7 separate regions of the Homo sapiens genome follow, and all the other regions are linked to region 1. The links are chromatin loops, found by intact Hi-C in ENCODE. Cell type or tissue: IMR-90. All regions are shown on one strand.

Region 1 (4,000 bases):
GCTTGCGGGGGGCTCATCACCCGCTCGTAGACAACGGGCCCCCGCAATCCCTGCGGGCTCCGCCGCTGCTCTCACCGCTCAAAACGGCAGGTGCAAAAAGCATTTGGGAGCCGCTTGCCAGCGCGCGGAGGTAATGCGCTTCCTGTCCATTTATCTCAGGAAACCAGTGCAGCCTTCCCTTCGAAACAAAATTAACCTCTCATTAGCCAGCCACTCGCTCCCAAGAAGGCCTTAAAAGCTTTACCAGCTCGCTAATGTATTTAGGCTTTTCTTCCAGGCAAACGCAGCCGCCGGTCTTGACTGCCATCGCCCAAGGGGTTCCTCTGGGCTCTCCCGCGAGCCAACAGCCGACCTCTCTCCAGCCTAGTCTGGGAAACTCCAGCCAACCCAGGATCCCATTTTGTAGTCCCGGGCAGACCCGAAACCCCTGAAAGAACTCCACTCCAGAAGACGCCAGAACAAGTTCCCACGAATTTCATGGGCGCCCTTCACATGAAAACCTCAGCTCCCCTATCCTCAAGGAACGGGGAAGGGCGCCGGGGAGGGACTTCGGTGGCCAGCTGTCCCTGGGTCGTGGGCGCTGTTTGCTCTGCGGAGCGCCAGCCCTGCACACAGCGGGTGCGGGAAGCGTTGATGGGAGGCTGGAGGGCGGGGTGAGCGTAAACTAGGATCTAGCCGGTTCCAGGCGTGGAGAATCAAATGTGGTCCTAGATCTGTAAGTTGCGAAAAGGGGCTTTTGGGAGCGTCAGAGCTTTCTCACTCCGGTCCCCCGCCGCCTTGAGGCTGGCAGATTTATACCCCACAGGTGGATGGAGACCTAAACAAAACAGTCCCGGCCGCTGCCTGCCGCTCGCCCCCCACGTCCCCCGGGCCCACCGCAAACTTCAACAAAATAAACAACTCACCACAGGCATTCCCTTGTCTGCAGCGCGACGCTTGCCAGCTGGGAAAATAAGCCGCAAGCCACGCGGCCGAGGCGCGGAGGGAAGGCAGCGCGGCGCCCGCCCCTCTCCCCCAGGTGGGGGGCAGCGCGACTCGGGGCGGGAGGGAGGCTCCGCCTCGGGGGCCGCTCTCCCAGTTCTCCGACTCCAGAATGAGCTCTGGGAGAGGAGCTGCGCCCTTCCAGCTAGCCCGATTTCTCCGCCATCTAGGGGAGAGGGCGGGGAGCCAAATCCCTCAGCCCCCCGCACCCCAGCAGCTTCCTCCAGGCAGCTTTCTCCCCAGTCAGCCTCAAATAGAGGTGAACAGAGACCCTCCTCTCCCCCCGGCAACCCCTATATCGCCACACTGCCCCCTGCCGGCGCTATCCGGCTCATTCCGGCACTGCGGACGGCTGGGGGCGTGGGGGCGTAGGGGCGCCGCAGACCCCCGCGTCCAGGTCCTGGATCAGTTCTCTCTTCGCCTTCCCCCCACCACACTCAATCTTGCACAAAGACGCCTTTCACGCCGCCAGCGCCACCCTCCGCGCCGCCCTCCGGGCCGGCGGCGCTGCCTTCGCCCACCCGCGGCACCAGCCGATTCCTGGTGGGCGATTGTGCCACTCGTCGCCAGGCAGGGCGGCAGCGGACGCGTGCGGGCTGTTCCCACTCCGCGCCCCGGCCAAGGCGCCAGATGCGCTGCCCCCCGCCACGTTCTCTAGCTGCCCGCCGGCAGCCGCAGAATGCACACCTTTCTCTCCGTAAATGATCCTTAAGGGTCTTCCAAGTGTTTCTAAAATGGGTACAGTGGCGGGAATGGTCCGCTGGACTTTCGCCGAAATAAGGAATCCAGCGATCTTACCTGACCACCTAAGGTGCCAGTGTGCCTTTACAGCTTAAGAAAGCCAAAGATAAAGATTTGGAAATAAAGAGGGGAGAGAGGGTTTAAAGAGACACCTAAGGCCCAGAGCAAGTGTGTTACAAAGAATGAGCCCACGAAATGTTCGAGGGAGGACGGTCGCTTCGATCAGCGTGGAAGGCGTGGAGGGCAAGAAGAAAGGGATTAACTTTCTACCTTACATTGATCTTCCAAAGTAGAAAAACAAACAAACAAAAAACATCCCAGATACTCAGCGGCAGCTAATTGGCGCGTTCAACGCCTGGAACTAGCGGGCTACTTCTCTTAGTCAAGTCAAATGCTCAAGTATCCTGACTCAGGGAGGTCACTTCTTGCCTCCTTAGGCAAGAATCTACGACCCTCTCCAGCTTTTCTTTGCCTTCTCCTCCCCTAACCCCTCCTTACAGTTTCTCCGGCTAACGCTAGAGGCAGCATAGGGCAGTGTAAAGAGGACGAGTGGGAATCCACAGAGGAAGGTCTAGTCCTGACTTTCTGGGTCTGGGCTTTAGGCAACTGATTTAACGTCTTTGGACCTTGGGGTCACTATCAAGAAAGGATGTGTAAGAGGCATTAATTAGTAAAATTTACATATCCTTCTCTTTCTTAAATTCGATGACAATGAACGCCCTTCCTCCAAACCTCTGCAGGTTCCTCCTTAGTATTTTTTTCACCTTGCTTTATCTTCTCCAAGTGCCAGTCAAATGGAAAAAAACATACTGAGATTGTTTCAAGGTAAATGTAAGACACATTGAAACATACCCTTTTGCATCTGAGAATTTAAAAAGAAGAAAAAAAAAACCCCAACTCAGCTCCTGGTTTACAAAAGCAAGGAATTTTAATGTCCCCACTTGTTTTGCTTTTGAAAAGCCACTCCAGCAGTCAGCAAAGCACAGCTTTGATTTAGAAACTAAAGGCTAGTCTCTTGTGTTTTTCTTTTCCCTTCCACCAACACAAAGACAAGCTGCAGCATAAAATAATGATGAACAAGAGTTCAAAGCAAGCCCAGTGAGCCAGCCCAGAGGATGTTTTTTAATGCAGCCCCAGTTCTTCGTCCCTCTCCTGCTAAGCTGAACGGTACATAAATAGCAGGCACAAGCTGCCAGAATTCCCTGTCTCCTCCACTCCTTTCCCATAAATATTGCTCAGTGGAACCTAGAGGCTAACTTGTCAATCATCACATAAATACATTCATCAGATCATACGTTTAATTTTTCTTTAGTTTCATAATATTTTTCATGATTTTCAATTCACCACCCACTTTGGAAACTTGAACATTAGTTCTCCCTCTGGGTAAGCTTGTCTGTTTTCTGAGAACTTTCTATGCAACTAAGGCAAAAAAGGGTAAAATCTCATAATGAAGCACTAACTTTTAAATTACAAATCTCTTGCTTCAATTTCAACAACAGAATTTTAGAATGGCTTGGCTTTCATACAATGCACACTGTTAAAAGTTATCTATTAAAGAGGATTCTTAAGTATCCCTTTGGGATACTTTTTTGGGAAAAAAAGTTTCCTTAAACAATAGTGGTGGCAAAATATTCTGAGCTTGTCTAATTCTGTTGCTTTCATTTTTTTTTAAGTTATATTTTAGGCTCAGTATGATGGCTCACACCTGTAATCCCAGTGCTTTGGGAGGCCAAGGCTGGAGGATCACTTGAGTCCAGGAGTTAGAGATGAACCTGGGGAACATAGCAAGACCTTGTTACTACAAAATTTTAAAAAATTAGGAGACGTGGTGGCACACGCCTGTAATCCTAGCTACTTGGGAAGCTGAAGTAGGAAGATGACTTGGGCCCAGGAATTTCAGGTTACAGAGAGCTGTGGTCTGGTCACTGCACTCCAGCCTGGGCAACAAAGTGAGACCCTGTCTCTAAAAAACAGAAGTTATATTTTAATTGGCAAATAAAACTATATATAGTTATGGTATACAACATAGTGTTTTGAAATATGTATACATTGTAGAATGACTGGATCAAGCTAATTAACATATGCATTACTTCACATACTTATCTTTTTTGTGGCGAGTACAATTAACATCTACTCTCAGTGAATTTCAAGAATAGAATACTTTGTTAGTAACTATAGTCAAAATGTTATACAGTATTCTGTTGCTTTCAGTTGTATCAATCTCAACACTCCCATTGCCTCATTCAAATATGCTAAAACATTTACATTTCTAAATAAA
Region 2 (4,000 bases), 660 kb after region 1:
TTGATGAGCTTAATGTCAAGCTTGGAAGATAGACACAGAATAGGCCGGGTGCAGTGGTTCAAACCTGTAATCCCAGCACTTTGGGAGGCTGAGGTGGTTGGATCACCAGGTCAGGAGTTCTGGACCAGCCTGGCCAACATGGTGAAATCCCAACTCTACTAAAAATATAAAATTTAGAATTTAGCCAGGCATGGTGGCACGCACCTGTAATCCCAGCTACTCGGGAGCCTGAGGCAGGAGAATTGCTTGAACCCAGGAAGCAGAGGTTTCAATTAGCCAAGATTGCACCACTGCACTCCAGCTTGGGTGACAGAGCAAGACTCCGTCACAAAAATAAAAAAAATAAAAAAAATAAAGATAGACACAGAATGTTACTTATATGTAAGTATTATGAAGGAAAAGTACAGAGTACAACAGAAGCATATAGCAGGGAATCTTTTATAACTTAATTTTGGAAGTGACATAACATCACCTCTGCCATATTCTATTGGTCACACTGATCTGGAATCTCCTGGAACAATATACATGGAAACTACCCAAATATATAAACATCAGGAGGTGGAGATCATTGGGGGCCATTTGGAAGCTGGTTATCCAAGGATCCTAGCCTAGATTTGCAATTGTAACATTGTCTTTGCTACTTAGACACACAAAAATAGCTAGTAAATGTGATAAAATAGTTATATATAAAATTTAAGGACAAAACCAAAGAAATATTACAATCTCAATGCTTTTAAATTATTTGTAAGAAGCTAATCATTTGCTGTGGAAAGCATCCATGAGTGATCTGTGTCCAATGCACGTTCAAGAATTCTTGAATCTAGGCATGAAAACCAAGCAATATGGCAGCAGAGAGCCCTGTTTCCCTTTCCACTCACATGGTTACAGAATCATGAATGAACTCAGACTAATCAAATTCAAAGAAGAACAATGTTAGCAAGGGCTAGTGTAACCAGAGAATCTGCAAACTACAAGTACATTAGAGAAGTTCCAGTAGTTGCCTATAGGGATGCTGTCCCTAGCACCTCTGCTATGTGAGGATGTCTGTCTTGCTGCAACACTGTATAGCCTGTTCTGCTAAGGAAACAGAGACACTGGTGGGTTTTTTCCACTAATGCTTATCTAATTCTTCATATAACTATCACTTATTTTAGCAGTATATTTTTCCCCTAATGAGAGAATTGTTTAACCCAACAGTCAAAATAAATAACAATTTAATTTCTGCAGTAAACTGCTCTGACATTTGCTACAATAAACAAGAACAAGATTATGTGCTTGCTTTATCATTTTGAAAAGACTGTTATTAAATATTCAATCCTTAGAAATTGTAATTTATATTTATGGAATATTAGGAGAAATTATATGTGATTATTCATAGATATATATTTGTATTTCAAGTAAATGAGGAAAAAGGAACCAAACTAAAATGCATTTTTGTTTCTCTTTGTCTACTTTATGTACCTTATTTTACTACAAATCTGGAGACCTAGAATTCACTACCCAAAGAATTTGCTATGACCTCATTCTTACCAGATTAAGCTAAGAATGGTAAGAGCATGTGAAAATTCAATAAAGATAGTGATCATTTCTTTAATTATGTAAACATTTGAGGATTTTCTTTTACATTTGGGATCAACAAGCTGATAATATTTGTGTACTATTTTTTAAAAATAACTATTTGTGTGTGTATGCGTTTAATTAATTTTACTTATAAAATGTTTCTATCAGTCCCTTAGCTCAGGGGTTCCCCAACCATCAGGCCGCAGACTGGTACCCTCCATGGTCTGTTATAAACCAGGCCACACAGCAGGAGATGAGTGGTGGGCGAGCCAGCATTACCACCTAAGCTCCTCCTTCTGTCAGATTAGATCAGCAGCAGCATGAGATTCTCAATAGTAGCTTCTACCCTGTATTCCAACTGGGCATGTGAGGGATCTAGATTGTGCACCTATGAGAATATCTGATGATCTGAGGTGGAACACTTTCCAAAACCATTCCCCACAACCCTCCCCCCACCCCGCCCAACAAATCCTTCCCATCCATGGAAAAATTGTCTTCCACGAAACTGGTCTCTGGTGCCAAAAAGGTTGGAGACCACTGCTTAGCTAGTTCTTAAGTGAGACAAATTTGAACACACTGTATAATTAGATTAAAGTAAACATTTCTGAACCCAGCTTTTTTCTTAATTTTACTTTGAGCAACAGGTGATGGTAACTGTGCCTAGTATTTCCTATATTTCATGTTCATGCATGTTTATCAAGCAAGTGCAATATGTAGCATAGCTCCGTAGTGATCCCTGCTTCCTGTGAGAGAGTCGGCTCAAAGTTTATGAATATTTGGAGGATGAGGCAGAGCAGCAATCTTATCAGCTTTAATTTGTCACTCTACAGCTTGCCTCCATATTAAGTCCTCACATCCAGAGATGGTCCATAACTTTGAGATTAGCTAAGCCTATGAGATAATGCATTTTATTTCATTAACCATCTGTGGTGTGCTGCCAGGGATTTATAAATGCTGGTCGATGCTTGTGTTCCCTTAAGGATAATTTTGCAATCAGTCTGCAAAAGATGTGAATAGAAACCACCCAGCCCTGAGGAAAGATGACATCGTCACTCAGATAAATAAAGATATAGGGAAAAAATGATGACTAAATAAAATATATGGTATCTAAGCCAAATTAGAGAAGACAAACTTCCTAGAAGGAGCCATAGAAAGATAAAATAATGAGAACTTTAAAGACAATCTGGTTCTATTTCTTCACTTTAATGATGAGAAAAAATGTGCTCCAAAAAGAGCTTCTTTTCTTCTTCTTTTTCTTTCTTTCTTTTTTTTTTTTTTTTCAGGGTCATGGGCTATGTGAGTTGAAGACAACTCTGAGTCTAGTGTTTTCACTGGGAAGCCTTTCTCTCTGGAGCATCTCACAGAGAGGTTACTGCAAGCACACCACACCCCAGCAGTCTGGGAGCCTGTATTCTTTTAAAACAGAACTTAACAAAGGACACAGACACACAAACCCACAAAAAGATTACTGTTAGCAAACAGATGACTGAATCACTGGGTCTTTTCCACTTTTGATTTGAGGGGTATATGATGATTAATGCAGGATGATGTGAGAGGCTGCTTTCTGCACAAAAAAAGTCTGGAGCACTAGGGAAAAAGTGGAAAAGGAAAAAAAGCTGATGTTCAAAACCACAGAATCATATGTGACAGAAGGAGCCAGAACCTCTCCAACTAAGGCTCACAGAGCACACCACATAGAGGCTAGCGTGGCTCAGGCTGCCTGTGCCAGTCTACTAGGCTGGTACTCTCTGCTCTGAAGGCGGGGGAAGGAAGAGGATTGGAAAGCAGCAAGGTCAGGTGGCTCTGGCACTCTACCTGTAATGCCTTAAACACATCCCAAGGCTTGCATGGACGAAAGATGGGCTTTCTGAGGCTACATGGACTTTAAAGATTGAATACAATTCCAAATGAAGGTACAATTTGCATTTAGCACACATGGATCCCTTTGAAATGTTTCACTGGAGCTGGTGGTAAAAATTTTTGTTTATGAACAAAAATTTTCCAGTTGTCTCTGGATATATTCCTAAGACCCTCTGACTAAACATACACTGCATATATTTGTTTAACATACAATCAGATTGATTCTGTACAAAATATGTAATGTGATTATATTTGCTTATATGGTAAAAAAAAAAAAAAACTTCACATCTGTCTGCATGCATCTGTCAGAAATACCTATGGCAATATACTGACAGAGGAAATTCTTTCACTATTTATTATGCATAATGTGGACTTATAATTGCATAAGAACAGAAACAGAAAAGTTGATGTGAAAATGTACCCCACACTTGGACAATGAATGATTCCCCAGTCCAAGCTTTTAAAGTATTTTACATACAATTCTTAAACAGATTAAAATACAAATATAGATCAAGAATGATTCACCTGATCTTTGCCTGATCCCAAGCTGGCTTATAAAAACCTCACTTAAATTACAGTT
Region 3 (4,000 bases), 930 kb after region 1:
CTTTGTTATTCAATAACATAATTACTTTACAATTACCTGTCTTCTAATTTTATCTTGAAAGAGTGTGTAACTAAAAGAAACAAGGGTGGCATTGGTGAAAATAACACAAAAATATACATTTTTAATATATTACATACATTTGAAGTCAAAGAAGTGAAAATGCTTAAGAAATCTGTTTATGCACCAAAATCTATGTGCATGAGAGCACATGTAAAAAATAAGGCTATGATTCCAAGTTGTGGTTTAACAACCAGAATTTTATAAGGTTATTAAGTTGTACCACAGTATCTATTAAGTACTGACCTTTGCCACAGAAACTTGGCATGGACTGTTTTCTTTAGGAAACAGATACAGCAAGAGAGCCTCTGGTTTCTGTTAGATTTATACAGAATATTGAGCTGATCAAGCCATGTTTATGGTAACTGTCCAAATATAGACTATAAAAAAACATGATAAATTAACCTTAAAGTGGTAAGTCTGAGTGATATTAAGTGGCCTGAAAATTTAATTTCAATTAAACCATTCTTAATGAACTTCCTGGTGATTAGGCAATTCTTTGCTTTGTTTACCCTATTAGTGTAAGAAAACTAGGAAAATGTCATAATGATACAGGAAATACCAAACATACCATAAAAGAAGACATGGACTCTGGATGAGATTTGATGTGTGATATCATTTTTCTGCTTTAAATTTTTCAACAGTAAACTTGGCATCTGTCCAATACTTATGATTTTTTTTTTATGTATGTGCAAAATCATTCCATTCTCACAAGTATCTGATGAGGCAGCCAGCATTATTATCTCCATCTTTTATATAAAAACACTGTGATACGGAGAGGTAAACAACTTGTCACTAGTCACACGGCTTCCCAGTGGCTTTGCCTGAAATACCTTTCATAACACACAAGGCCCATTCTGATGTGGTCTCTGGTACATATATAATTTTTCTGGTATATATATGTGGCCTCTGGTCTCCTCAAGAGCCAGGCTTCCTTTCTCTTAAAACCCTGCCTGTCACCATGCTAAATTTCTTCAGTTCTTTGAACAAATGATACCCTACTGGAGAATAATAAATTATTTCTGCCTTCATCTTGCAATGGTTATAATAATATTGAATAATTGTTCGATATGAAATAATACCAGATGGATTTGTCTTTCTATATAGCAACTTTCAATTAATAGGTCAGTATTTATTATGTTGTCCCCTCCTTACCATGCTGAGATATAATAGTATAAAATTAATGAATTAGAACATATTTAGAAAAAATATAGAAAAAGGAATATTTCCATTTTCTTGAGTGAGTGGCAAATAACTCTACAAATCCAAAGTGTGAAAGAAAGCATTAATTGATATTTATCAAGCCTCTAGACATCAAAAGAAAGTTTAGTGTATGGCAGAAGAATTAAAAGACTAACTGGATCTCTGGAAGCAAAATATATCCTAGCAATTCCCAGACATAATTTATCATGAGTGTCATGCATGACTTATAGAAATGTTAATAGAATAAACTGATTTCCGATTGCACCAGCAAGCCTACTTACAGAATCAGATACCTTTAAATGTTTTAATATCTATGGCTGATATATGTCAACTTCCTAGAAACAATTTCAAGTTAGCAAGTATTTGTATGAAAGACCTCTATATTCTAGGATAATATGTCCAAAAAAGGGAGCCAGTACTCTGAGAAAGACAATATTCAAGAACAGCTGCACATAATAATAAATCCTCACCAATGTGCTACATCAATTATTTTGGCTTAACTGAGTCATCTTCCTCTAACTCCCGAAAATGAAGAGATATTGGCAGTGACTAGAATGACTCATAACCACAATAACACATTTCACAAACATTCTCAAGAGCTTGAGCCACAATTCATAAGATAACAGCTATTAACATGTAAACCAAGAGTCCCTTATAACAGAGAAGCCAGATTGTAAAAAGAAGTTGAATTATACAACATTATACTGGTCAATACATAAATGTTTACAAGTATCACTTTGGCTGTTTAGTTAATCATTGCTTTAGTTTCAAGATGAGTCTTTCACTTTTCAATCTCAAATTAGGAAATCCTTTCATTCTCTTTTATTCTTTTCTGAAATATCCTTTTAAAAGGGTTTTCCTAGTGGTTTAAATTCTGATATTTTATATATTTCTTGGGTTTGCAGTCTTAAATATTTGAAAACATTACTCTACACTTGGTCTAAGAATTTTCCACCTAAGAAGGAAATATTTATTTCAATTTAAAATAATTCTTTAGAATCCAATGACATGGAGGATTATTGTCACATGGGAGGAATCAAGACCTCTGTCTAATACATCAAATCTATAGTCACCATATTTTCTTCAAACTATCTAAATTATTATGTATTGTAAAACATTTAAAATCAAATAAATCTGTAATGAATTAACATTTTTTTCCATTTTTTTGGATATAAGAAGTTTTTATTTGAAAAAATAACATTGCAATAAATCAAATCAAATATGGGCTTTCCATACAATATCACATTTTTAATTTTTAAAATCAAATTTTTAATTTCAAAAACTTATAGTTTTATATATACATAATATTAAAGTTATAAATGAAAAAGTCTGTTCAGATTATAAAATGGGTAGGATAGAACCAATATACAACCTAGTATATAATATTAATTCCTACATATGGGCTTCTCTACATATAGTCCATTTCTCCTTCCAAATCCAAATCTGTCAAGCATGTATCCTGGGAGGCTGATTGATATAGATGACACAAATGGTTTTCTTTACCTCATGGCTTCCCCAGTAGTAGGCACTGGCAGGAGAATAGTGGAGGGAAAATATGGTAATCTGAATGACGTTCCCTCAAAAATGTCCATATTCAAATCCTCAGAATATATGAATGTTACCTTACATGGCAAAGGGGACTTCATAGCTATGATTAAGTTAAGGGTTTTTGATATGGAGAAATTATTCTGCATTATCTAGTGAGCACAATCTAGTCATAAGTTTCCTTACAAGAGGGAGGTAGGAGGGTCAGAGTCAGAGAAAGAGTGAGAAAGAAGGTGTTGTGAGGACAGAAGCAGAAGTCACAGTCAGGGAGAGACATGAAGATGCTACACTTCTGGCTTTGGAGATAGAGGAAGGGAGCACAAGCCAAAGAATGCAGGTGTCCTCTAGAAGCTGGAAAAGGCAAGGAAGCAGATTGGCTCCTGTAGTCTCCAGAAGGAGCACAGCCCTGCGACACCTTGACTTTTAGCCCAGCGAGACCCATGGGGGAGTTTTGACCATCAAGAACTGTAAAGTAATAAACGTATATTGCTGTCAGCCACTAAGTTTGTGAATATTTATTACAGCAATACCAGGAAACTAATACATAAACACAGGGTAGTCCTTCCCTCAGCCCCTTGTCTGCAGATTAACCATGAGCTGAACGAGTTCCTCTACTGAAGGCCAGCTCTGGTCAAGTGGCCCTCTCCATGCAGCTAGCTTCTCTGGGATCTGCAATCACTCTATCCCTCCATTTTTAGGCCTTAGGGCCACCTGCACTTGTTAGTTTCTAATTAATCCCTTGTTAGTTTCATGAATCCCTGCCCAAACCTATGTAAGTAAGCAAACTGTCTAATTACCTGAATTTCAGTGTGATATGTTTCCTGCTGAGACTCTGAGACCCTGCAATATGCAACTAAGTCTTGAATAGAAAGTCACTCAAAGTTAGTCCTGCCAAGTATTCCTCTATGTACTTTATTTATGTGTGCATTATGTCACACTTTTCATGGGATTCCATATTCATCATTTAAAAATCCATTCATTTAACATACATTTTTGATTGCCAACTATGTGCCAGCCTTCATGCTGGTTAGTGGACATACAATGTTGAACAAAAGTGGGCAAGGAATTGCCCTAATACAGCTTACAATTTTATAGAGGAAGGCAGACATTAATAAATGAATCACAAAATAAATGTAATATTGTATAAGTGCAATGAAAGAGAAGTGCTATAAGAACTTAGAAAGAATTTTCCTAG
Region 4 (4,000 bases), 1.0 Mb after region 1:
TTAATTTTTAATTCAGCAAACATAAATTGATATAATCCACATAAACAAGAGCTTTTTGAGGTTCTCAAAATAATTTTTAAGGTGTCTTCAGAAAAAAGGTTTGAGATTTTCTTTTAGACTAGTCTTATCATCAATTCATCTTGTTACATTTTGCATCATTTCTAATTATTTTTTCTTAAGAATATAATTGTGCACCTAGCACCTGTATCTTGGTTTCTCATACCACTATTCAATTAAAAGAATCAGGATTTGTTGGATAAATGGCTGGTTCTAGGACTTGTGCAGGAAATATACAAGATAAACCAGGAGCATCTTGTAGTGCTGGAAAGTAAGGAAGTGTTAAAGCAAACAAACAGCAAAGGAAAAAAAAAATCCTAAACCAATCCAATAAATGTGGTATGTCAAAAAGATACCAGAGTCAACTGAAAGAGCCTCCAGTGGTCAAAGTTGGAACAATTTGAGCAACAAAGTAAAAAAAAAAAAAAAAGTATTGGATTGTGACTCAAGGTATAAAACAAATATCCATGATTCTACACCGGTATAAATAAATACTTGACTAAATAAATGGAGGAGAAAAGACAAATTTCCTGTGCAGAATTCAAATAATTTATGTAGATATGCATCTTTCAAGGAGCTAGAGCATAACTCCCCGTACCTTAAGTGAGCTTTCTTCCTAAGAGTTTGGAAAGGCAGTTGGGGATAAAGAACAACTTTACATCTGGAGAGACCTGCCTAAGACTACCTCAGACAATTGACCAATGTTAACATCAACAATGACAAGTAATGTTCATAGTCTGTATCCTTTACATGATGTGATGAAAATGGCATTTCACCTTTGTCATCTTCCTCCTAAAAACCCGTAACCCCAGATTAATCATAAGAAAAACATCAGACAAATTTCACCAAAGGGGCATTCTACAAGACATCTAACTAGTACTCTTCAAACTATCAAGGTTGTCAAAAACAAAGAAAGTCTGAGAAACTGTCACTGCCAAGTTGAGCCTAAGGAGACATGACAACTGTAATGTGGTGTCGTGGGTGAGATCCTGGAACAAAATAGAACATTAGGCAAAGAAAAAGGAAATCTGAACAAAATATAGCTTTATTTAATAATAAAATATCCATATTGGTTCAATAGTTATGACAAATGTATCATTAATGTGTTAATAATAGGGGAAATGGGGTGCAGGGTTTATGGGAACTCTCTGTACTATATGCTTGATTTTGTCTTTTAAATCTAAACCTGTATGAAAAGATTAAGTTTATTTTTTAAAAAATTAATTATAAATATATTACATTTTGTACACATTCTAAGGTGGTAAACAGAAGAAGGGAAATAATAATTGAGGGACTCTACATCACTGTTTCTCAAAATGTTGTCCTAGGGATACCTGCATGAGAATCTTCTGAAAGAGCACAATAAATCAGATTTCTAGAACCTCTCCTGCCAAGTCCTACAGAAATGAAACTGTGGGAAGGAGAGTTCAGGAAACTTCATTTGAACAAGTTTGAATTTCATTGGTTAATGAAATATTCTACCTTAGTCTTAAAAATTGTTTTAGCATCTTTATTTACTTCAATAAAAGCAGCAAAAATAATCTCACCAAATAACACAGAAATAGTAGGTCAAACAAGTAAAAGCCTTCCCAAATAAATTTAATAAATAAATTAGGCTTTATATACTTTAATTATTTATAATCAGATCAATCATGATTATTTTCAATAACGTGCCCCAGAGATTGTCAAAATAAATCTCTCAGTACTAACTCAGTAGATAACTGATGCTTGTGTAAGTTAGAGCAGCAGAAAGTTATTCATTACTCATGTACCTGAATAGAATACCACCCTAAAGTGAGTTATGTTCATCTTATTATGCCTAAGAATACCCAGTGAATGTGTTAACTTTACCTAAATTTGATTCAAGTTGAAATATATAATGTGAGTAGAGAGCTGCTTCATCAAACTTTTAAGAGTCAAGTAAATTTGCCTTCAGCATACTAGTTGCTTCCTTCTGAAATACATAAAATTTAAGAGTAAAGTGTCATTGTGATGAAATGATCAAGGGAAGAAAGGCATGACCAGAGTGACTGAGGGGAATAATCAACAGAGAGCCTGACCCTTTCCATCCACATCATTCGTAGTTATTCTTAGAATTTCAAGTAGCATCGATTCTTCCATAGAGTGTTCCCCAAGAAAAGTGATATGTTTTAAGAGTAATACCAAGATTGTTTTTCTGGTGCAATTTGACTCATAGAAATGAGATATAAGAAGCTGTGTTTTTATTTTCTACTCTTTGCTCATCCTTGAGAATCTTGAAACCACAAAAGGAGAGAAAGATAAATAAGTTATTTCATGGTCCTTTTTGTGCTTCCTAGAAAATTATGTTTATTTCTCCTTTTACAAGAATAAAAATAAAGTCTTAAATATTTAATTTTGAGAAAAGTCTAATGCAATTGGGAGAAGACTAAAATGGCTGAAAATCTCACTCAAGAGTTTCAGTTACAATTGTATAACATTTGAATTTTGATATCTGGAATTCTCATGGATACTAAATAGGAGGAAATGATGTTGAAACTACTATAGCTGCCCAGAATTATGGTGACTTCTATCACCATCCACAATGAAAAGGGGCACCGTGAGGTGTGTGTGTGTGTGTGTGTGTGTGTGTGTGTGTGTGTGAGAGAAAATTATAGCTTTATAACTGTTAGATATTTAAAATATTCAGAACTATGCATTACAAGAGCTAAAAACACCAATGACATACACAAAATATGACATATATTAAAATACACATGGTCAATGCCAATCTCATTCCACTATATAAGATATTCATGAGGGAGGTGGAGCCACGATGGCCGAATAGGAACAGCTCCAGTCTACAGCTCTCAGCGTGAATGATGCAGAAGACGAATGATTTATGCATTTCCAACTGAGGTACCAGGTTGATCTCACTGGGGATTGTCGGACAGTGGCTGCAGCGCACCGAGCATGAGCTGAAGAAGGGTGAGGGATCACCTCACCCAGGAAGCGCAAGGGGTCAGGGAAGGAAAAGGGTGACAGATGACAACTGGAAAATTGGGTCACTCCCACCCTAATACTGCACTTTTGCGATGGTCTTAGCAAATGGCACACCAGGAGATTGTATCCCGTGCCTGGCTTGGAGGGTCCTATGCCCACGGAGCCTTGCTCATTGCTAGCACAGCAGTCTGAGATCAAACTGCAAGGCAGCAGCAAGGCGGGGGGAGGGGTGCCTGCCTTTGCCTAGGCTTGAGTAGGTAAACAAAGTGGCTGGGAAGCTCAAACTGGATGGAGCCCACCACAGCTCAAGGAGGCCTGCCTGCCTCTGCAGACGCCACCTCTAGGGGCAGGGCATAGCCAAACAAAAGGCAGGAGAAACCTCTGCAGTCTTAATTGTCCCTGTCTGACAGCTTTGAAGAGAGTGGTGGTTCTCCCAGCATGCAGCCTGAGATCTGAGAATGGACAGACTGCCTCCTCAAGTGGGTCCCTGAACCCCGAGTAGCCTAACTGGGCACCCCCCAGTAGGGGCAGACTGATACCTCACACAGTCAGGTACTCCTCTGAGACAAAACTTCCAGAGGAATGATCAGGCAGCAACATTTGCTGTTCACCAATATTCGCTGTTCAGCAGCCTCCACTGCTGATACCCAGGAAAACAGGGTCTGGAGTGGACCTCCATCAAACTCCAACAGACCTGCAGCTGAGGGTCCTGACTGTTAGAAGGAAAACTAACAAACAGAAAGGACATCCACACCAAAACCCCATCTGCACGTCACCATCATCAAAGATCAAAGGTAGATAAAACCACAAAGATGGGGAAAAAGCAGAATAGAAAAACTGAAAATTCTAAAAATCAGAGAGCCTCTCCTCGTCCAAAGGAACGCAGCTCCTCACCAGTAATGGAACAAAGCTGGATGGAGAATGACTTTGACAAGTTGAGAAAAGAGAGCTTCAGATGATCAAACTACTCCGAGCTAAAGGA
Region 5 (4,000 bases), 350 kb after region 1:
AAATTGCTAAAAGTAGAAGCACTGAAAAATTACTACAATTAGCAGACATTTGTGCCTTTAAGGTGATAGGCGAGGCAGACCATGGATTTTTAAAACATGAAATGAAATAATAACTTTTGTACTTTTATGATATGTTGAACACAGGCCATCCTGGCAACTTGCGAAGTATTAAGATTCTAGTTTCTTGGGTAGGTGAAGTATAATAGATTTTAGATGATTACAAATCACTTCACTTGTGATTTGGCACTTACTTCTCAGATTAACAAATCATGTAAAAATGATTCAACCATTGCATATTAAAAGCTTGGAGATAAAGTTGATTGTATCTATTTCACTGAGTTTAAAAAGATTTTCTATAACTGTTCACACAGTCCTGCAACATTACACACAATTTTCACAAGTTATTGTGGAAATACAAGGTAAAGGCTTATTTCATTAATACATCATTTGGAGAAAACATGAAAAGTGCTTTAAAATGCTAATTTTGTTCAGGCATGATCTGAACAAGAATGACTTAGATGTTAGACATTGTGGTCATTCTCATTTTTAAAGAATACCAGTGAGTCATATTTTTGCAAGTTGATCTCAAAGAATTTGTCTAAGAGATTAAAAAGTATATATTACATTGGTTATTAAGAACTTGATTATTTAGTAGAGTTGGCTGTGTTTTACAGAATATCACTCTAAAAGATAGGACAGATAATAATGATAAGAATAAATAACTGTTAGTTTCTATGTTCCATCTTCTTTTCATTCAAGCCTCTCAACACACATTGAACATGATGGCTCTAGCTAAGTAATCAAAAGACAATTTAAAAAATTGCCTATTTAGCAATGTTTCTATCAAAATAGTAGGCTATCTCCTAGAACATTAAAAAAAAGCCGGCTAATTATTGAAATAAACAGCTCTTAAATATCGATCTTATTTCAGTGAAGATTTGTTGCTTGCTCACATCACATAGTCCATGGCAGTCTGGCATATCTCTTCAAAATAGTGATGCGGAAGCTCATCCTCTCCCTTCATCTTTTGGTGCCTGTTCAACACATGACCTGCATGCTTGCCTCAGAAGTGGAAAGAGAGTGGAGGATAGCTTGTGGGAGATTTAAGGGACTAGGGATTGAAATGGCACCTATTCCATCAACCAAAGTGGAGTCATATGGCCCCACCACCTTTAAGGATGGGGCGGGGGGGGGAATATAGTGCTCAGGAGAGGCAGAAAAAGAAATGGGTTTAGTAAGAAAATAGCAGCATTTGAGTTTCACTCTTTAATTAAGTCAGAGTATTAATGCTCACACTATGTTGGCCGTGGAAGTAGGCCATTCAAATCTCTGTCAAGTGGACCTGCTGAGGGGACCATAGTTGATTTATAGCCCCAGCTGTTACACATTTGAGTCAATACCTCAAGCTGATGTAAGTCAATGATTGAGCTTAGTGGGAATGCAAGAACCAGACCATTAATGCTCAAAGTGAGATTTCTCCAAGAGCAACTGGTTCTTAAAGTCCACCATTGACCTGGCCTGGCCAAGATGTTCTTGGAACTGCAGTTTTCAGAGATTGCTTCTAACTCATTTTTTCTTCCCTCTCTTCTTTCACAAGTGTCAGACCTATAGGGTGGTTTAAAGGCTCTTCTTGTCACTCTTACTCCCACTTTTATCTTTCACAGAGCCACCGCAATAAATCTCTTGACTGTCTAATTGTATTTTGATTTTTCCTTACTGGAGGACCTGAACTGACAGAAATGGAGCTAGGATTGATTTATTTAGAAAATAAGATGAGTTTTGAGAATGAGTCACTCTCTACCTGACTAACAAAGATGAGCTTGTTTTAAGGGGAAAGTGCAGCATGGATAATCCCCATCCCAAAATAATGGCCTAATTCCTGAAGGGCCCTGGGAAAATGTCCTGGTATAGAGAAATGATTTTGCTGGTGCAATGTTTCAGGCATTTATGAGATATGTGGAGAACAACTCCTTTTTAAGGACTGTGGAGTTGCCTAGTTACTACTACTTGTATTGACACTGAGGGTGATTAACAGTTAAATACTTTGGTAGCTTATAAAAATCCCCTCCTCATCTGTAGAAAGACCAGCCTGGAGTCATGTATTAGTCAACCAAGTCTGTCATAATAGAATGCCACAGGCTGCATGACTTAAACAACAGAAATTTTTTTCTCAAATTCTAATGACTGGAAGTTCAAGATCAGGGTGCCAGTGGAATTGTTGTCTGATGAGAGCTCTCTTCTTGGCCTGCAGATGATCAACCACTTTTTTGCTGTGTCCTCACATGGCCTTTCCTCTCTGCATGGTCAAAGATAATTTTAGATTAGATTAGAGGTTTTTTTGATCAAGGGGAGAAGAATATAAGGCAGGATATTTGAAAATTCATTTACTTGGTGGTACTTTCTCAGGAGATGTGATTTAGTACCTTGCAAGGACTGAAGGGAATGAGGAAAACTTACTGCTGAGGTGGCCACTCAATGTATGGAAAATCAAAGGGCCATGCTGAGTAAAGTAGAAATTCGTTAATTTCCTTGCTATGTTGTAGAAATAGAATAAAATGTTTCAGGCATGCGGACATACTGGAATGGATATATTGTGCAAGGCCAGAAGGCCCACCAGATGATTATCTTCTATCACTAAGGCCATGAGGAATGTTCTGGTGAGAGGGTCTTTAGCATCACTGAGAAATTCAGGAGTGTATCTTCTCTTTAGGTTAGGGCTGATAGCAGGTGAGGGGCCCACAGACCTGGGCTCTTTAATAACCATGTGGATGATGAGGCACCAAAATAATAAACACCAGGGGGTACCATTTAAAATCAGAAACCAGGAGGTTACAATAACTATAACAATCCGAAAGTTCAGAGGGGCAGTCAAGATTCAGGGAGCTAGTTAATAGAGGATGGCTACAGAGGAAAAATAGATGGGCAGCCAACAAGGGTGTTGCTTAATATCTAGAACCAGAACATGGTAAGAATGGAAGAGCAGGAGGCTGCAGGGAGTCACTTCAATGAGCAATCATAATTCCTTGCTCAGTTTCCAGATCTGAGCTAATTTTCAAATACAGCAACTACTGACAGAAGAAGTAGCCAGATTTTCTAGAGGAAAGAGCTGCCAGTATGTACTGCAATGACTCCCAGTTCAACCTCAAAAGAGCCCATGATCACTTGAGTGCTTTCGCACTGGAGAAAGGGTCACGCCTAGACATTTTTAGAATGATTTTACAGAGAATCCAAGTTGATATTCATACTACGGGACTCAAAGCTCATTATTGTTCCCTGAGAGAGTAGGGAGTACAAGGGCTAAGTAATAAATGGAGTCCTGGCTAAAAGTTAAGCTATTGGGTTCCTGGGTAGAAGCACCTAATTATTATTTCCCTGGTCTTTGAGTGTATAATAGGAAATGATATTCTTGGCAGTTGGATAACATCCATCTGAGTCTTTGACCTGTGAAGTAAGAGTTATCACAGTGAATACCAGTGCCAAGTGGAAAACTCTGAAAATGCTCTTCACAGCCCCCTGACCAAGATATTCAATTGAAAAATACTATAACACCTTGCAGGAAATGGTTGGGATTACTGCTTCAGTTACAGATCTAAAAGTTAAGGGGATGGTGGTCCTTATTATGTCACCATTTAATTTTCCAGCATTTATCCATTTTATGTAGGGGCCTGATAGTCAAATTGGTGACTTACTTTGTTCAGCTTGTTGTAGACTGTCACAAACTTAGTAAAATCACATTCCATTTACAGCTTCCATGCTGACTGTGGTATTATTGCTAGAACAGATTAATAAGTACTTAAGTATATGGAATTCAGCCATTGACTTGGGGAATGCCTTCCTTTTTATTTCAACTAGAAAGAAGGATTAGAAAAAGTTCAAGTTTGTATAGAATGAACACGAATATTCACTTACAGATTTGCTCCAGAGTTATGTCAATGCTTGTCCTCTCTGACACAATATATTCCAAAGAGATATGGATTCTCTGACATCTCACAGAATGTCA
Region 6 (4,000 bases), 450 kb after region 1:
GTGCACATGTACCCTAGAACTGAAAGTAAAATAAAAAATATATATAGATATAAATAACCTAATAAATTATGAAAAAGTATCTTAAAAAAATTTACAGAAGAAATGTAAAAGGGGAGCAGTTTGAGTCCTGGGGGATTTTTGTAGCCATCTACCTAAAAAATATAGAGACTAGGATTCAGGAAACTTAGTTTCTGCTAGTAGACATTTTTCTCAAATAATTTACTGTGACTCAGTTTCTTCATCTGCCAAATAAAGATAGTAACATATGTGCTGAGGGGGTCAAAGAACTATTTTGTCCATCAAATGTGAAAGTGGATCAAATATTATAATGCTTTTTAAATAAGCTATGATTCTACTGGGTTAGAATAATAATAATGCTTTAATGTAATCATCATCATCACCACCACCACCACCACCACCACCACCATACTCTTCATGAATAAGTAAGTTATAGATTAATGCAGCATAATGAAAGCACCCTTGTAACATTCTTTCTGGATTTCATCCCACTTATACCTGTAGATAGACTTTTACCTGTAGATATCCTTTGCAATATAATTGTTGACTTATCTTTCTCAGGCTTCCCAGCAGATTGGCAGGAGACAGGGGACAGTTTAATAATTTTTAGCACTCCCCACAGTATGTAGCATAATGTCATACATTTAATAAGAGCCCAGTGCATATCTATTAAATATTTTATTTGGGAACTTCAAACCAGGGAACATATATAGAAACTGTTATTTCACAAATGTTTTTGATTCATGATTCATGTTTGTAAATAAAAGTGAGACAGATGGACATTAAGAGGAATCAGTGGGTCAACATCAGTCCCATTCCCCATTTTCACTTTAACTTGGAGAGGAGAGATTCAATACCCTCAAGGAGAATATCAATATCGTGTTTTAGTAAAACATGCTTGGAAATGGTAGAAAAGAGCTATTTTGAATTGAGTGTTAAACAGCAGAGTGTTAAACAGGCAAAAGCAGTGTAAAGGAGATGGTACATCTCCTACTATGGGAAAGAGTCCTGTATCTCAATACTGCCAGCATTGTGTGCCAGGGAAGTTTGAACCAAATTTTTTTTGTAATTTTTTTTTTTTCCCAATCAGAAGAGGCTGTGTCGAGGGGAGAAAGGAGAATTGTGTTGCTGTCTTTCAGTCAATTTTGAATCAATTTCAAACCCCAGAGACACAAATGTAATTCTGGCTTCAGGAGTGAACATTCAAGAATAATAACAAAAAGTAACAACAGATTGATTAAAAAAAACAAAATTTCAGGCCTCAGGCAGCTTGAAAAGAAAGTTGTGAATGATGTTGAAATTAGGAATTAATCTCATTTTAGAGCAATGCTACTTTTTCACTAATCATACCACATGAAGGCATTATTTTTTTCAGAGAGAGGGTTCTGGCTACAGAGTCTTTTGAAGTAGTTAATACCCAGCTATTTTGTTTGCAAAATAGAATTATACTGCTATACTTGATATTTTGTTTTTATCATCGCCGGGCTACATCTGCTTGAGGAGGCTGAAAGAGGTCACTATGATCTCAAATATGTCATTAATAACCAGCAGAGTGTTAAACAGGCAAAAGCAGTGTAAAGGAGATGGTACATCTCCTACTATGGGAAAGAGTTCTGCATCTCAATGCTGCCAGCATTATGTGCCAGGGAAGTCTGAACCACATTTTTTTTGTAATTTTTTTTCCCAATCAAAAGAGGCTGTGTTGAGGGGAGAAAGGAGAATTGCTTTACTGTCTTTCAGTCAATGACAGACTCATATACTTGTTGGCAAGAAAGAGAAATATGTACTCATCATTCCATAGCACATTTCAATGCAATTACTTCATAATGACTTCTACTATTACAGGGATTATCTCACCAGATTCATTGTGATAAATCTTCACATGGAGACAGGAAATAGAATGTTATTATAAGATGTTGGTGAGTTTACTCAAGCAGTTAGGATAAAAGGAGCATAAAATTTGCCCCCCTAAAATACCTTTAAACCCAACCTGTCTGAATACTTCCTACCACTCAATTGTAGTCTAAACCACTTTACAAGTCATTTTATTTTATTTTACATATACCATTTAAATGATTGGCCTAAATCATACAATTGAAAAAGTGACTATTTTAGTTATAAGCTCTCCTTAAGGTTAACACTCAGTCTAGAACAAGCATAGTGAGATTTTTTTGTTTTTTGCATAATATGGGCTGGAACATGTACAAAGTTTCAATAAAGCATATTTTGTTAATAATTGCTAGGCATAGTTATGGACTGCTGGGAAGAGGAGAGTAGAGAAAGTCCAATCTGAGGGGAAATAATTAGAAGTAGAAGAGTTAATTTTAGCCAGATGTTTAGCCTGTCAAGGTGGCAGTGTTGGAAATTGCATTTAGAGGCAAAGATTACTAATCATGCTGCTTCATCACAAATCCTCTCTGTAGCCATTATCTTCTCTATTTGTGTGCGTTGAGTTTGTACTGCCCATAGCATTACCTGGTTCTGCTTTGTGCTTCTTCATAAATTAAAACATGTAACATGCTAACATGTATTTTGGATGATTCTGTTTGGTGAGATCCTTGGGCCTGGGCAGGTGATTGACCATTTAATGTCAATCAAAATAAGTTTTAGGTTCCCATGTATTCTCAGATAATCTTGGTGTCATTCTTGAACTTTCTCTGGCACTCATTTTTCACATTGAATGTGCCATCGGTGCCTACAAAATATGTCTGGTTCTCACATTGCTATAAAGAAACGCCAGAGAGTGGGTAATTTATGAAGAAAAGAGGTTTAATGGGCTCACAATTCCTCAGGCTGTACAGGTAGCATGGCTGGGGAGGCCTCTGGAAACTTTCAATCATGGGGGAAGGTGAAGGAGGACTGGCACTTCACATGGCTGGGAGCAGGAGCAAGAGAGAGAGTGGGGAGGTGCTGCACACTTTTAAACAACCAGATCTGGGGATAACTTCTCACTCAATATCATGAGAACAGTCCCCAGTGGTGTGGTGTGAAATCATTAGAAACTGCCCCCATGATCCAATCTCTTCTTACCAGGCCCCACTTACAACACTGAGGATTACAACTGAACATGAGTTTTGGGTGGGGACACAGATGCAAACCATATCACACTTCTTGCCACCTCCACTGACATCCCCTGGCCCAAGTGCCATCATCCTGCTCATGAATCATAACTGTATCTCCTGACTGGTATTCCTTCTTCCATCTAGACTCCTTTCAGTCTATTCTCAATGGAACAGCCAGAGTGATCCCGTGAAAACATAAACGAGATCATGTCATTCCTCTATTCAAAAGTCCCCAGTCACACACTGTGGAAAGGCAAATATTTGTGCTGTGACTTTGAAACCTACATGATGGGCCACGTGTTCCACCACACTCCTTCACTCCCTTATCCCCAGCCACCCTGGTCTCCTCACTCATTCTCAAATACCTGGGCAGCCCTGCCTTGGGGGCTTCACACTTCATCTTCGTTATGCCTCAAATGCTCTTTTCCAGATATCCACAAGGTTGACTCCCTTCTTTAATTACGTTTTTATTTCAAACTCAGGTTTTACATAAACCTTTCCCTGGCCAGCCTAACCAAAATCTTAGCACATCCCTGCCCAACCCCACTGTCATTTTCCCCTGCCTTACATTTTTCTCCCTAGCACTTATTAGTATATAACACATACTAAATATAATCTTGTTTATTTTTACCAGTTTTGTTCATAGGTGAATCTTGTTAGCAGAGTGCTTAGGACCTGGTAGATACTCCATACATATTTGTGAAGTGAATGAACCTATTCTGAATTCAATACATGGCCTTATAGCCTTTCATACTAAGTCATGCTCCAATTTTACATGATGTCTTATTCTCACTCTTAGTGATAGTAAGTTTAGCAAGTTACTGAATAAGGAATTTTTTGGGAGAAGAAGTTGCATCTTTCCACAAGCAAAGAAATCGGAAGTTAAAGACATTCTCATAGCCAAAGCGTTATGGAGGAGT
Region 7 (4,000 bases), 130 kb after region 1:
CAAATATATCTTTCATTTTTCTTTTCTATTTTCCTATAATTACTGTTGAACAGAGTGGTGCCTAAAAATATGCATATCCTTCCTAGTTCGGTATGAAAATATTATTGTCTACAGACAACAGTGTCCAAAAGAACTTCCCACAATGATGGATATGTCCCAGAGCTGCACTGTCCAGCTCAGTTGACCCTAACCACGTGTGGCCCCTGAGCACTCGCAAAGTGTCTCGTATGATTGAAAAACTGAATTTTAAATTTTTTACAATTTTAATCAACTTTAGATTAAATTTAAATACCTGCATATGGCTAGCAGATACCATATTGGACAGCACAGTCTTTAACACATTTATTGTTTAAGCATATCTTAAAATTAATTATGAAAATTATACTAATTGATTCATAAGTTAGAAGTGCACCTGTCAGCTAGCTTCTATGGAATTAGACATAAAAGGAAAAAGAGATAAAGACTTTAATGAGGGAGAATCCATAATAAGGGAAAGGATGCTTTCATTCCTATATTACTCTTACCTAATAATGTTCCTAAGAGTGCAAAGAGGATCACAAAGTAGACTACTTTGGGGATCATAAAATTCATATTTAGAAATTTTCATGGGCACTGGACATAGGGCTTAGAGTCATTAAATTGAAGATGAATGTGAAAATCATGGCTTTTAGGAAAACCTTGCAAAAATTATCTCCAAAATATCAATTAGCCTTGGGTATTGTCTATGTCCTTCCACCATCTATGTTTATTCACAATTTTACATATAATGTGTGGAATGTAAATGCAATTTGTTTTCTACTATTTTAATACATTTTTGACAAAAGATATAACTGAGGTTTGTACTAAAACATACTTGGGAAATTTCTGCAAAACAAAATCTACCCCGAGTAATAAATGTTTGTCCTTTGTCCTTTGACTCCTTTGAATGATTGAGTGGAACAGTTGGAGATACCTAAATAGGGGTGGTTATTAAAACAAGCTGTATAGCTAATTTCTCAATTTCAGGCCTTTTCTTGGCCTTGCCTGACTATTTTTGTTGCACATCATTAATCTTGAAAAGCATACTCACAGGGAAGCCACCTTATGGAAGCAGCCCAACAGGAGCAGGTGTGTCCGTTATTGAGCAGCCCCTGAGCACTGCTGAGGCCTTTGCTGTCGGCCACTGCTTCAGGGCTCAGCCTCTCACCAGAGCCCAGTTGCATTTACCTTGCCAGTCAAAGCTTCCCTTTGCCTCCAGGAAAAAAAGATTTTTAAAGGCCCCTGTGCTGACTACTTCCTGAATCTCAGTTTGTAGTTGAGCCACCTGCAGTCATGGATGCCTTCTTCTCTAATTTCTCTTGTTCACTTAATAGTGATGCCATCAGGTAGGGTTGGAAGATAAAATATGGGATGGTCAGTTAAGCTTGAATTTCAGATAAACAACAAATAATTTTTAAAGTTAAGTATATCCTGCATAAAATTTGAGACATACTTATACTAAAAAGTTATTTGTTGTTTATCTTAAATTCAAATTTAACTGGGCATCCTGTGTTTTGATTTGCTAAATCTGGCAATGCTACATTAGGGCCGCTTTCCAAATCTTAGCAGTGAGGAAAGAGCTCATACAACTCAAACTTTGTGGGAAGATATCACAAAATAGTGTGGTTTATCTTTCAGGAATACCAAGTATGCTTTTCTTGGAGTGACTAAGACTTTGATAACAGGAATAATCACTGAATTTGGGTCTTGGCTATGACAAAACAGTGTTGATGGAACTAATAACTTATTAACTGGCTCTGGCTGGGTGCCCCATGGAGCTTCATTTAATCACCACAGAACAACAATTTAAACTGCAGAAGAAGGTCAGTGACTAATTCAGGCTCTAGAATTCTTTTTTCTTTTTTTCTCCTATGGAGATGTGAAGAGCAGAACTAAATGAAGTAGCCTCAGTTCTGAAAGTTGCTTGCGTCCAAGAATAAGACGTGATATTATTAATAATTTGCAGGAGATTTGTTGTTATAGCTAGCTGAATCTGCAGAAATTGGAGCAATATACTTAGAGGTATCAATAGAAAAAACAGTCTCACAATGATTTACAATGCACAGTGTAGAACTGAAAAAAAGAAGAGAATGCATACATTGCTATAATAAAGTTCTTATTAAATGGAGTCGATAATATAGGCACCAATGCCTTGTTCATTAAGCTGCTTATGACAAAAGGGACAGAATCAGGAAAGCAACATGACTTTGCAGTCCACTTAGCAACTTCTGTCTCTATCAGAGGTAATTCTAAACTTCAGGCAAAGCCACAACACTCAGTCCCAAACATAGTGCTTTTTATAGCCGTCTGAATTTGTTTCATCTCCCCTTTATTCTTGGATTAGTGGCTTTAAAATGGAAATGTTGGATTCATTTCAGTTATTAGGCTGATGCAAGCATTGTAATTCTTTCTTTTGAATTCTTAAATGTGTTGATTGTACTCTGGGAATTTGATGGTTCTTTTTAAAAATACTGTGTTTGTTCCATTTTTTCTGATGTAATTGCTTTTACTATTAATTCCCAACTCAATTATATTTGAACTTTTGTAGAGGAATCAAAGAGACACAAAAGGCATTCTAAATGATAAACTTCCATTTCTTCTTTCAAAATGCAAATAAAACTAGTTTGGAAGAAATTGGAGGGAAAGAAATTGCTTTAACGTGGAACTTATTTTGAGTCTGGAAGTCTTGGTTTTTTAAAAGAAATACTCTGGTGACCAAAACAAATGGTGGTGAGTTGGTGACACAATAATTGGCAGCCTCTGGTGTCCAAGGCCATTTGCTTAAATTATTTATGTCTCAAAACTGACAGGAATTTCATAAGAGCAAATATGGCAAGTCCAGTGGGTGTCATTTATCTGCTGCAATCACACATCTAATTGGTGGCAGGTCTCATCTGCCAGAGCTGATGCCTTAAAAACCCAGGGGAAGAATTTATTTCAAGACAGTCCCACACCCATTACGGTTTGATTAGTCTTTCACCAGCTCGATTCCATTCATTGCCAAAAGAAGGTTGACACAAAGAAGAAAATTCTTCTAATGTTGTCTGCTTTAAAATAACTCAGTAACAGGTATTATTACTGAAACATCTCCTTAGACTTTGAAATGATCTTTTAACCCCCTTTTCTTAAAAAATACTCTAAAAATTACCTGAAACTAACTGAATTATGATTTTTTATTGTACAGTGGTGTCATATGTGGCTATTATAGTCTGGCAGCCTCCTAGGATGGGTTTGCAGTTATGTCTCTGGGACTCAGATGGTCCTTGATGTCTTCTCCCATCCCTCATTAACTTGATTTTCTCCCTCTGTGGTGCCTTCTGGCAAGGCTGGTAGAGATGGGATGTAGTTCCATTGTATTTGCCTTTGGAGCTGGAATAGGAAATGAGCAAAATTAAATTGCCTCAAGACAATTTATATAGTCTTCATTATGTACAGATGACTGGCTCCTTTTACTCATTTTCTTGTGAACTTTGGAGAAATGTTCACGGAATCTATGATCCTTAAAATTTATCTTATAAATTTTAAGAAATAGGTTTTTAATGCTTGAAGAGAGCAACAAACTTATAAAATATTCATTGCAGTTTGTATTTATTTATTTTTGCCTTGGGCATTACAATAAACTTTAAATCAATGACATAATACTCTTCAGACTTAAAAACACTTTATATTCCATATTTTTATATATTTTATTCATCAAAACTCTATGAAAGTAAGCTGTTCAGAGTAGCATGGTCTTTGTTCACAATTAAATTGTTAAAGTTATAATCAATTTATGCCAATTGAAAGTTTTTTCCTTTGGACATCCAGTAGGTAAAATGAATTAGTGGTTGTCAGTGTCATTTATGGTAAAAAGAGGACCTTCCCCAAATAGTTTCTGAAAAATAAATACGGTCCTATTCACAAGTAAAAGTTATGAGGAAACACATTCAACTTTTATCTCATTGGCAGGGATTTGGGAGACTAGAGAACTTAACTATAGTTC

What was found. A loop is a pair of places that touch in the nucleus more often than their neighbours do. Peaks named below come from ENCODE experiments on the same cell type or tissue, not always from the same donor. Only the 100,000 strongest peaks of a DNase experiment are listed, where the experiment ranks them.
Region 2: it touches region 1 in a loop (7-fold over the local background); 5 of 110 quality-filtered maps call a loop at or near these places.
Region 3: a loop joins it to region 1, with 7 times the contacts of the local background. A loop is called at or near these places in 9 of 110 quality-filtered maps.
Region 4: it touches region 1 in a loop (2.8-fold over the local background); 3 of 110 quality-filtered maps call a loop at or near these places.
Region 5: a loop joins it to region 1, with 6 times the contacts of the local background. A loop is called at or near these places in 2 of 110 quality-filtered maps.
Region 6: a loop joins it to region 1, with 10 times the contacts of the local background. A loop is called at or near these places in 7 of 110 quality-filtered maps.
Region 7: a loop joins it to region 1, with 2.0 times the contacts of the local background. A loop is called at or near these places in 2 of 110 quality-filtered maps.

What each region holds. Positions count from the first base shown.
Region 1 is chr5:98,766,531-98,770,530 of GRCh38, reverse strand. RGMB-AS1 (RGMB antisense RNA 1) reads left to right here. Exons shown (of 2, transcript NR_033932.1): 2 at 1-913. It also overlaps a transcript of RGMB not described here. Among named protein-coding and RNA genes, the nearest start is that of RGMB-AS1, 4.6 kb to the left of the region's middle. RefSeq lists enhancers at 1-170, 1,882-2,622, 2,623-3,364. In IMR-90, CTCF peaks have their summits at 766, 1,303 (motif pointing left) and 2,243; DNase peaks (open chromatin) are centred at 840 and 2,230; H3K4me3 peaks cover 2,416 bases; H3K27ac peaks cover 2,552 bases.
Region 2 is chr5:98,108,899-98,112,898 of GRCh38, reverse strand. All of the region lies in intron 3 of LINC01846 (long intergenic non-protein coding RNA 1846), which reads left to right. Among named protein-coding and RNA genes, the nearest start is that of LINC01846, 50 kb to the left of the region's middle. In IMR-90, no CTCF peak of the experiment used is centred here; DNase peaks (open chromatin) are centred at 2,348 and 3,078; H3K4me3 peaks cover 245 bases; H3K27ac peaks cover 1,917 bases.
Region 3 is chr5:97,836,229-97,840,228 of GRCh38, reverse strand. No RefSeq gene overlaps it. Among named protein-coding and RNA genes, the nearest start is that of LINC02234, 2.5 kb to the left of the region's middle. In IMR-90, no CTCF peak of the experiment used is centred here; a DNase peak (open chromatin) is centred at 1,808; H3K27me3 peaks cover 495 bases.
Region 4 is chr5:97,722,732-97,726,731 of GRCh38, reverse strand. No RefSeq gene overlaps it. Among named protein-coding and RNA genes, the nearest start is that of LINC02234, 120 kb to the left of the region's middle. In IMR-90, no CTCF peak of the experiment used is centred here; no DNase peak of the experiment used is centred here.
Region 5 is chr5:98,413,278-98,417,277 of GRCh38, reverse strand. No RefSeq gene overlaps it. Among named protein-coding and RNA genes, the nearest start is that of LINC01846, 250 kb to the right of the region's middle. In IMR-90, no CTCF peak of the experiment used is centred here; DNase peaks (open chromatin) are centred at 557 and 2,127; H3K27ac peaks cover 568 bases.
Region 6 is chr5:98,312,286-98,316,285 of GRCh38, reverse strand. No RefSeq gene overlaps it. Among named protein-coding and RNA genes, the nearest start is that of LINC01846, 150 kb to the right of the region's middle. In IMR-90, no CTCF peak of the experiment used is centred here; a DNase peak (open chromatin) is centred at 1,815; H3K27ac peaks cover 1,851 bases.
Region 7 is chr5:98,636,626-98,640,625 of GRCh38, reverse strand. No RefSeq gene overlaps it. Among named protein-coding and RNA genes, the nearest start is that of RGMB-AS1, 130 kb to the left of the region's middle. In IMR-90, no CTCF peak of the experiment used is centred here; a DNase peak (open chromatin) is centred at 1,725.